Regions from separate parts of the Mus musculus genome. Here region 2 is linked to region 1. Evidence: chromatin loops called from intact Hi-C (ENCODE). Cell type or tissue: left cerebral cortex. All regions are shown on one strand. Links, peaks and the distances in the headings refer to the core of each region. The heading gives the core; the rest is flanking DNA. Region 1 has its middle 130 kb from the start of Gm22723. Region 2 has its middle 98 kb from the start of Gm5570.

Region 1 (5,394 bases), core at 212-5,211:
GATGAGCGGTGAGGTTGTATAGATTGTGAGGCTAAAATGCTCACCTAAGCTTCTCAGGGTCTCACCAGTTATAAAGTCAAAAAGATGCCACTCATTATCAACACAGGGCCAATGGGGAAAATGGAAAACCTAGGCATGAGCTATCATCATTTTACATGAAAACTAAAAGAAATTTAGTTAGAACAAAAGAAAAATAGGAAAACCTTGATTTGCACCTTAAGTGATTTTAAAATATCACAGTCAGGTGTGGTGTTGTATACCTTATCTGAGTAGTGGGAGTGGGGAGAGAGGCGGTGGATCTCTGTGAGTTCAAGGCCAGGACAGTCTGGCCTACACAATGAGTTCCTGGAAAGCTAGGGGTATGTAGAGAGACCCTGTCTTTAAAAAAACAAACATAATTTAAACAAGTATTTTAATTGAAGTATTCTGAGAAAAGCAGCAGCTATCTTTTTTTGTTAGATATTTTCTTCATTTACATTTCAAATGCTATCCCCTTTACTAGTTTGCTCTCTGAAAATCCCCTATATTCTCCCCTGCTCCCCAACCCACCCACTCCCAATTCTTGGCCCTGGCATTCCCCTATACTGGGGCATATAATCTTCGAAAGACCAAGAGTCTCTCCTCCCACTGATGGCAGAGTAGGCCATCCTGTGCTACATATTCAGCTAGAAACACGAGCTCTAGGGGTACTGGTGAGTTCATATTGTTGTTCCTCCCATAGAGTTGCAGACCCCTTTAGCTCCTTGGGTGCTTTCTCTAGCTCCTTTTTTAGGGGCCCTGTGTTCCATCCAGTAGATGACTGTGAGAGCATCCTCTTCTGTATTTGCCAGGCACTGGCATAGCCTCACAGGAGAGAGCTATATCAGGGTCCTGTCTGCAAAATCTTGTTGACATATGCAGTAGACTCTGGGTTTGGTGGTTGTTTATGGGGTGGATCCCAGGGTAGGGCAGTCTCAGCTACAGCTATTTTAATGAAGCTTTTTACTCATATAAAAAACTACTTAGCTACCTCTTAAATAAAAATTTCTTCTGGACCAAAATTTCACATAAATAAAACACACTTGTCCCTGATGAAAAAACAGATTAAAAATTAAAAGATTTAAAGTAATTATACCATTACCAAATTAGAAAGTTTAGCCTCCTGCTCTACAAACAGCACCACAAACACAGTAGTAAACATTACTGTGGTGACACTAACCTAGTCTTATCCTCAACAACAAGTAGAGCAGGAGAGACACTTGGTATAAACAAAATATCAAAGGCAGGAACAGTTCTGTAGAGCTTCTGCTGCATGATAGACCCTGGCTTCAATCTCCAGCACTACCAAAGGGAACAGGAAGAAAACAAAACAAACACCTCAGTAAAACTATTCCAGAGACTCCAATTTTCAGCTTGCAATAGGTATACAAGCTCGCATAAGACACACATCCTCTACATGGAACATTAAAGTGTCCAGTTATGAAACTGGTCACTACTGAAGCAAAGACACAATGAAAGCATGTTAATCTGCTCAGGATAACAAGTTCAAAGGCAGAGAAGAATGGGCATGTTACAACAATTTATTTACTCCCTGCACTGATTCTATGAAAATCTACCTCCAGACTTCCTGCTGTGAGAGATACACACCTTATTTAAAACCGGAAGGAAGAACAGAAGTGGACGATGTAAGAGAATAAAGGAGGGACACAAAGTTTTATATATGATTATAAATATTAAATAAGCTATATATAAATATTAAATAACCATATATATAAATATTAAATAAACCATATATATTATATGTATAATTAGGCTTTTCTTTGAAACAGAAATGGTTTTAAAACATCTTATAAAGACTTCTGTGTGAATATTAAACTATAGCATTACACAAAACTGAAGCATTTGTAAACATTTTGTTGCTCCTTGTCTCCTATGCAATCACAAAGTACTCAAAAATACTTTGACCTTTTAAACCAGACTTTACTGTTTGTCTACGTACAGTATGAAGACAGACACCTCTTGGGGATAATCAAAGTTGGCTTTCAGGGTCTGATGAATGAGCCAGCTTTCATGTTTATGGTGAAGTTTCTCTAAATATTCAAGAAGAATGACTTGTTCTTCTTTTTTCCATATATATATATTCTACTGCAGCATTTCTCTGGAGTAGCTCTAAAATAAATTATTCTATCCAATTCAAGGCTTTGGCTGAACTGACTATTCATCCCCTCATACCAGTCTTTTTTTTTTTTTTTTGGATTTTGTTTTGTTTTGTTTTGTTTTGTTTTGTTTTGTTTCCTGGCTGTCCTGGAACTCACCCTGTATCTCTGTAGACCAGGCTTGCCTTGAATTCAGAAATCTACCTGCCTCTGCCTCCCAAGAGCTGGGATTAAAGGTGTGTGCCACCACTGCCTGGCTCACTTATGCCAGTCTTGATATATTCTCCACTCTGTTTTATTCATGCAGTTGGATTCATACAAATTAGATAGAAAAACACACCTGCCACTATACACAGATGGTTCAAAAAATAATACAGGTTTCTCTGCATCTTTGAGCTTGCCATTGACAGAGGAACACTGAGATAGGATCCGGCTGAAACAGGCATATGATTGGAAGTTAAAAGAAACACCGTCCAGGTATCTCATTCCTCATCTGACAAACATCCCCATGGCTTTTCTGAGACCTTTTCAATTCCTCAAATTTGTCTTGAGTATTCTGCACATTGCACCACTTGGCGACAGGCTCAGGAACCACTTCCCAATCCTGACAAACTTGCTTTAGGATATTCACAAACGGTGACTTCCAGGCGGGGATGTTCCCCTCTATGGAGACCTTCCTGATGCAGGTCCCCTCAGAGCTGGTGGATGGAAAAGGGCAGAGTCTCTTAGGTGGGGTGGTCATGCCTAGCTCGAGACTGCTCGAGGGGTATGTCAATTTTTCTGCGAAATTTCTTGCACTATTCTCTTCTGCCTAGATAATTGTGTCATCAAATATTTTTAACCAATCAGAGGTGATGGAAAACACTTTTTGTATAGCAGAGAGAACAGAGATAGTTGACAGTGCCATCATCCACATTGCAACCAGATATCTGGACATTGAAATCTGCTTCTATATACACAGTGCCAAAAACCATCCTCCTACAGATGTATAATTATTACTGCATATTTTTAATTTTCTGGGTGTTAGTATTGTCATTCTATGACATATATTTGACACGGGGTCTCCTTGCACCTGAATGACAAGTAGCCTCTCAGATATTGTCATAGTAACATGCATAGTCTCCACTCAAATCTATCCAGTGCTAGGATTGATGATATAGAAATGACATTTCAAGTCTTTTTTTTTTGTCCTTTGATGTTCAACTGTTTTTAATGCTGCAAAAGTCGTGTGCGTCTGTGTGTGGGTGTATGTGTGTGTATGTATGTATAATATATATATATATATATATATATATATATATATATATATTACACAGTATATTTTATATATCATATATATTAAATATAAATATACACACATATATTTCCAGAGTTTGTAAAACAATTCTACCATGAAGTTTAATGTAACAATATTTTAATATTTGTTCTTACATGCTTATATAATACTTACATTATATATATTATATATGCTTACAATACTTCTATATTATTTACTAATTTTTTATTTACTTGCTTTTTTTTAAAACAGCTATACCTTAATTTAAAATAAAACCTAGTCAAGTTTGTACATATGAGAATCTGCCAACAAGGAGATACTGTATGATCTCTGTTCTTGCATAGGCCCATTTGAGAGGACTAACAAATTGTTTTAGAACTCATGGGCTGTGTTCTACCCAGTAGCACATCTAACACAAGCATGTTGCAGACAGGCTGAACCCTGAAGGGTAAGTGTCTTGATAACTTCATGCTATTATGGAGCATGGCTCTGCTTGTAATACTCTCAGTCCTTACATTTTTCCTAATCTAAGTGTTGTGCAAGAACTTGGAGGGGTCTTCCAGCCCCTCACTGCGCAGTTATATTAGCACTGACATTAATAATGCTTGATCTTTGTTAAGTATCATTGATGGAACAGTTAATGTTTCAATTACCACCCTTAAAAGAATTTAGATTTGTAGATGTTCAGCAATAAACACTACCTTTAGAAAATATATGGAGATATATCTTGTTAATAAAGGTAGATTAAGATGTTTGTGTCCATGGTTGTGTGGTACTATGGACAACATCTTAGGAAACAATTTGTAGATCCAAAAGGAAGACTCTTAGTAATTGATCTAGCAATTTCTTGTAGTCAGTGAAGAAGAACAATGGCAGCCCTACTAGTACTTCCTGACATGGCTCTCCTAGAACTGGACAGGTGATCAAGGTGTTCAAAAATATTTTCCATCAAATTCCTGATTGGATTTAATAAAAACATTGATGATCAGTAGATGTATACCTTGAAGATTAAAAGTAGAAATGAATTTCTGGAGTCCAGCTTCTTGAGCTTTTGTATATATTGGATATTAGTCACCTATCAGATTTAGGATTGGTAAAAATCCTTTCCCAATCTGCTGGTGGCCTTTTTGTCTTATTGACAGTGTCTTTTGCCGCCTTATAGAAGCTTTGCAATTTTATGAGGTCCTAGTCATCAATTCTTGATCTTACAGCACAAGCCATTGCTGTTCTGTTCAGGAATTTTTACCATGTGTCCATATCTTTGAGGCTTTTCCCACTTTCTCCTCTATAAATTTCAGTGTCTTTAGTTTTATGTGGAGTTCTTTGATCAAACTTTGACTTGAGCTGGTGTCTCTAGCTGCATATGTAGCAGAAGATGGCCTAGTCGGCCATCATTGGGAAGAGAGGCCCATAGGTCTTGCACACTTTATATGCCCCAGTAGAGTGGAATGCCAGGGCTAAGAAGTGAGAGTGGGTGGGTAGGAGAGCAGGGCGGGGGGAGGGTATAAGGAACTTTCAGGATAGCATTTGAAAGGTAAATAAAGAGAACATCTAATAAAAAAGTAGAAATGACTGATAGATTTTTATATAAATGTTTAGATTTATGACAGTTTTAAGATTTATATAAGATTACTATGTTAAGGCTAATAATAAACTAATTGTGCTTTCTTTATTAACCACAAATAACAACCTGTCAATAAAAAGAAAATGTTAGAGAAAATTACATGACTTTTTTTTAATACCTTCTTAATCTATAACAAAGTGCTTACTTATGAACATATGTGAGTTCCTGGGAATGATTTGTTTCCCCTTCATGTGTAATATGTAAATTGTTTTTCAAGTAAAGGTATTTGGGAACATACATATTAAAAATAATCATTCATTAAAAGAAAGTTGACTGTAATCACATTGTAATGTTTATGTAATCTGAAATATTTTACTGGGATATATAAGCAGTGGAAGAAAAATTATTTCCTTTTGGAT
Region 2 (5,394 bases), core at 117-5,116, 230 kb before region 1:
TTAAAATATGTAATAAATATCCACATAAGAACTTAATTTAAATTAAATAAAAGGGAACAAATCATAATTTGATATCAAAAGACTTTGTATGGCAAGTCATGAGGACAAATTTTCCTCTTAAAATCACTCTAATCATATGAGAAAAGAGTGCAAATTGTACACTTTGTGTGACTTGTCCCTAGTTTCTATATTTTTGTTGCAACATTCCATTCAAAACCTGTAGTCATGGGTATACACCCACATAGACAAGTACCTACACACAAACATACAAAATCAAACTTCAAAAATTAAGTCCCTGCTTTGGAGATATTCCTTGATTATAATTAATATCAATATTGTCACAAATATTATCCATAGTACAAGGACTTGAAAAGTGAGAAATCTATTCTTCAAATACATGATATACAATGTTTTTGCCCTGCAGATATCAAATTGATTTTGTTTCTATTATGTTAAGAATCATCCCTGAATTAGTATAGAACAGTGAAACATTTAATGCAAATGTATAGTGACTTTCAACTATGAAAATAATGTTAGTTCTGCAAAAGTTTAAAAAGCCATGGCATTAGTAAGAGGTTTTTTTTTTTTTTTTTTTTTTTTTTTTTTTTTTTTTTAAATACCCTTTAGCCAGGGAAAATAAAATCAGGCAATATAAGAAGTTCAAATAAAATAATTATAATTTTTAACTACAACAAATAATGTTTAAAGACAGGGAACATATTCCAAAAACAAAACCCAAAAAGAAACCAATATATTCATAGAATCACTCTGTTTGTCTTGTGAAACAGTAATAAATGCACCACAGCCACCTCTCTCACTGCATAACTCCTGAAGAGCCCAGGCTTTTACCGGTAAGGGTTCCTCAGCAGCAGAAACTAAACAGGCTAGAAGAAGGAGAAGAAGAAATGTCATCTTGCAGAACCTGTTCCTCCTTCAGAAACAGAATAGTAGAGTTGTTCAGCTGCGAGTGAAATGATGAACTTAATAGGCTCACAATATATTTCAATGTGCACAATGTGCAATGAACTGCTAATTCACATGTAAAAAAATTTTTTTCAGAAGAATCTGGCAGACTATATGATAAGTTATTATGCATCTAACATTGCTTTGTTTTTACCCATGGAATTAGAATTCTGTGGAGTGTAAGATAAATGTTGGTGAAGTGTTGACATTTAGAAAAAAATCAAGAAGTCTAAGCTGTATTGGTGACATTGCCACAACAATTCAACAGTGACTAACACAGCCAGTGAACTCCAAAAGATATTAAAACACAAGTTCGAAAATTTCACACAATAAATTGAGGAATTTGAAATTTTTTTGGTTACAATGCATTTTTCATGGAGGGGAATTATACATTTAAAAAATAGATGTATGCTGTAACATGGTCCTAGATACCCTTGCATTCTCTGTTTAGATTTCAAATATTCTCTCCCAAATATCTTATATCTTCATCTCAACGTCATTGTAAGGAGAATTTTGCAATTTTAGTTTCTTTAAAACACACAGAAATATTATGAGAATGTGCTTTTGGTTAATGCCAGGTGTGGGCCTACTTCAGATTGTCCACAGAAACTGACTTTCATTTTCCTCATCATCTATCAGGGTCATGATTTTTTTTCAGCTGCAAATCGTTTTTGCAGATGTGTGATATTTGGGATTCAGAACATTCTCAGGGAGTTTACAAATTTGTGGTTTTTGAGAGGCCAGGTTGGGTGATGGCCAAGATTTGCTCATCTTGGGTTTTGGTTATTCAGTGTGATTTGTTGTGGTTTGTTAATTGTATTGCTCAAAGATGAAACGAGAAAGAAATAAATTAGATCGAGGCTCTCTAGTGTTCTCTCTCTCTCTCTCTCTCTCTCTCTCTCTCTCTCTCTCTCTCTCTCTCTCTTTCTCTCCTACCTCCACCATTTTACTCTCCTGTTATTGTTAGAGGGTTGTAAGGGTAAAGTAAAAAGGTGGACAAGTGTGGAAGAAAGAAGAACCCAGAAAGAATCAAAGATCAGCTACACTTTGTTTCCCCATGATATCCAGTTACAATTTCCCATATGTGAGCATATGTGGTGTATTAGCCAGGGTTCTCTAGAGTCACAGAACTTATGGATAGTCTCTATATAGTAAAAAAAAAATTATTGATAACTTACAGTCTGCAGCCCAATTCCCAACAATGGTTCAGTAGTAGCTATGAATCAAAGTTCAAGGATCTAGCAGTTACTCAGTCCCACAAAGTAAGCAGGCGAAGTAGCAAGGGCGAGACTCCCTTCTTCCAATATCCTTACATTGTCTCCAGCAGAAGGTGTAGCCCAGATTAAAGGTGTGTTCCACCACACCTTTCATCCCAGATGACCTTGAACTTGGAGATTTATTCTTCTGGAATCCATAGCCATTATGCCTCAAGATCTCCATACCAAGATCCAGATCAGAAACTTCTATCTCCAAGCCTCCAGATAAGAGTCACTGATGAGCCTTCCAATTCTGGATTGTAGTTCATTCCAAATATAGTCAAGTTGACAACCAGGAATAGCCACTACATGTGGGTTTATCCATCTGGCTATGGGAAACCCTAGACCAGTGCCTGTTGCACTCAGCAAGAGTGACAAGAGCAGGTTTTGCTGAAAAATCATGAAGGGGATTGCCTCTAATTTTTCTGAGGGAGTTGATTCTTTCATGTAAGAATTTTCAATGTATGCAAAGACAAGGAAATTATTTAGGTGAGAATATTCCATAGAAAGTCACAGACTTTCCAGGTGAATATTAAATCTGGAGTTTTATCTATAATATGAAGGATACCTGGAGCTGAACTCAAAAAATATAGGTACTTCCAGACTCAACTGCTGTCTGGATATTTTGAAGGATTTAAGGTCATGGGTTTGATAACAAATGTATTTTCACTGATAATACACATTGTTGATTTCTGTAACTTTCTAGATTTTCCATTTCAGGTATTTCACTTTGAAAACTTCAAATAGCAAAACAAAACAAGACAAAAAACAAAAAACAAAAAACCCACAACAAAAGGATTTTCTGATTTATTTTTTTAATTCAAAGGAGAAAACATTTATGGAACATGTCTTGCAAAATATTCTATTGGAGTGAAGAGACACCAAGAAGATGGCAACTCTTATAAAGGAATGCTTGACTTGGGACTTGCTTACAGTTTTAGAGGTTTAGTCCATAATCAGCATGGTGTTTTGCATGGAGACTTAGAGATAGAGTGCTAGGTAAGTTACTGAGAGTTCCAAATCCTAATCAACATGCAACAGGAAGAGACAATGGACCTGTACAGATCATTTGAAAACTCAAAGTTTATCCTCCAACAAGGTCAATTCTACTACCACAAGGCCAACCATATAATCTCTCTTAAGCATCAAGTCTCCCTAGTAACAAAACTTAGAAGTGTATACATGTATGTGCATTAAAACATGTTGGTTGTTTCATGGATGTGTGCAATCATTTTTTGGGGGGGGGTCTCTTTAAATGTAGTATTTAGAATTTGACAAAATATGTGCACTCCATTTCATACCAACTTTAAATATTGTTTTTTTTTTGCTATAAATATTCTAACATGATACTATATGACTACAATTTATTTAACAATTTAATCTTGTATACTATAATTTTGATACAAAGGAAAACTTCATTCAATCATTTGAAAAGGGTACCTTGTCTTAAAACTTGACTTTCCATTGTTTGAACATTTTGTTATTTTCAAAAATCTTCAAATCTGACCTTTAGCTCAGAGGTAATTTTTGGCCTCTTGCTGCTACAAGTTCACTAAATACTAGCTTCTAAAAATATATCAGAAGCATGTTGCAAAAGTTGGGATCCTTAAGGAAATGTACCAGTACAAATATATTGTAAAATATATGATAAATAAATTCAGTTATTTTTATACTACTCTACTGTCTAACTGTATTGTAAGTAAAAGAAAGTTTTGAGACATAACTTGCTGCATGCTTCTTCCTAACCCTTGTTTTTCTTTAGAATTCTTTGTGCTTGTGGGCATATTTGTTGGTTGCATGCTTTCATTACTTGGTATAAGAGAATTTGGGCATGGCAAAACTCTTCATTTACTAGTAAACAAATCTTCTAAGAAATGTAGGTAGATATATTTCACAAATCACAATTTTCATAGAAGAGAAAGAAATTGGTATTAAGTACCTCCTAAGAGCTAACTAAGTACCAGTTGGGAGATTTGATGGTTGCACTCATGGTATGAAAGTTCTTGAACCATGAAAAAATGTCTTTGAAGCTGATAAGAACATCATTCTTTCAATGAGAAAACAAATAAATCTTCATGAGAGAGGACAAATAGACTTATGAAGAATGTCAATCTTATTGCTACTGCGATTTAGAAAATGTAAGAAGTAGTTGAATCTTCATTTTCATCCTATTATCTTAGACTCAGTGTTCCTCTGTTTCCTCCTGTGATGATGTCTATGACAATTTCACAGATACATCACACTTTCGAAACAAAGAACAATAAAACTTCACCACCACACACTTTCTGGGGTTCTCACTCTGAGCCATTTATGGAATTACTAATAAGGATGCAAGCCAGACTGCAGCATCTGAAAAACTGAATAGGGAAGAGAATCTACTTCCCAGGTCAGGCTCAGGGTTTTTAGAGTCCTCTGTTCCTCACAATGTATGTCTCACAGAGATACAATACCTGGCTTTCTCCAAAGTTACCAATGAAGAGAGGGATGAAAACAAAGTTGCAGCTTGTTAGCCTAACTTAGAAGCAATGGACTGCTATTTGTGCCATAGAGTGTTGGTTACACAGACAGAGAGCATCCTGAGAGAAAGAAGAAATTCATTATCTGTGATGAAAAATATCAGTTTGTTGGGCATTGTGCTATGCACAGACAGGTTGGTCTCCAGTTGAGCTGAGATGCTGAATCCCGGAACCCCGTGGACATAATTTACCTACATGGGATGGAAAGAGTCCTCTCATGCTCCTGGAACTCTGGCTCCTGTCTAAGTTACAGCCCCTCAGAGCCCCCAGAAGAGAAACATGGCTAGTAGTCATGTAGGCAATGTCCCAAGCTTCAAACCTTAAGGCTAAACTCCCCCGCCCCCGAGTTACCTAGCAACAGAAAAGATAGCAGCTCACTTTAAAAGGGGCTGTTAGTCCCCTCCTTGCTCTCAATGCTCTCACTCCTTTGTTCACTTGCTCTTACTCTCCTCTCCTATCACTCTCTCTCCGTTACTCTCTCTTTCTCTTTAGCCTTTCCTCAGTCTCTCTCTCTCTCTCTCTCTCTCTCTCTCTCTCTCTCTCTCTCTCTCTCTCTCTCTCTCTCTCTCTCACACACACACACACACACACACACACACACACACCTTCTGTCTTTCCCCCTGCCTTTCTACAATGAAGTTCTAAAACCATAGACAGTC

The links. A loop is a pair of places that touch in the nucleus more often than their neighbours do. Peaks named below come from ENCODE experiments on the same cell type or tissue, not always from the same donor. Only the 100,000 strongest peaks of a DNase experiment are listed, where the experiment ranks them.
Region 2: it touches region 1 in a loop (6-fold over the local background); 6 of 42 quality-filtered maps call a loop at or near these places.

What each region holds. Positions count from the first base shown.
Region 1 is chr6:59,939,834-59,945,227 of GRCm38, reverse strand. It overlaps the pseudogene Gm18012. Among named protein-coding and RNA genes, the nearest start is that of Gm22723, 130 kb to the left of the region's middle. In left cerebral cortex, for the core only: no CTCF peak of the experiment used is centred there; no DNase peak of the experiment used is centred there.
Region 2 is chr6:60,173,239-60,178,632 of GRCm38, reverse strand. No RefSeq gene overlaps it. Among named protein-coding and RNA genes, the nearest start is that of Gm5570, 98 kb to the right of the region's middle. In left cerebral cortex, for the core only: no CTCF peak of the experiment used is centred there; a DNase peak (open chromatin) is centred at 2,490.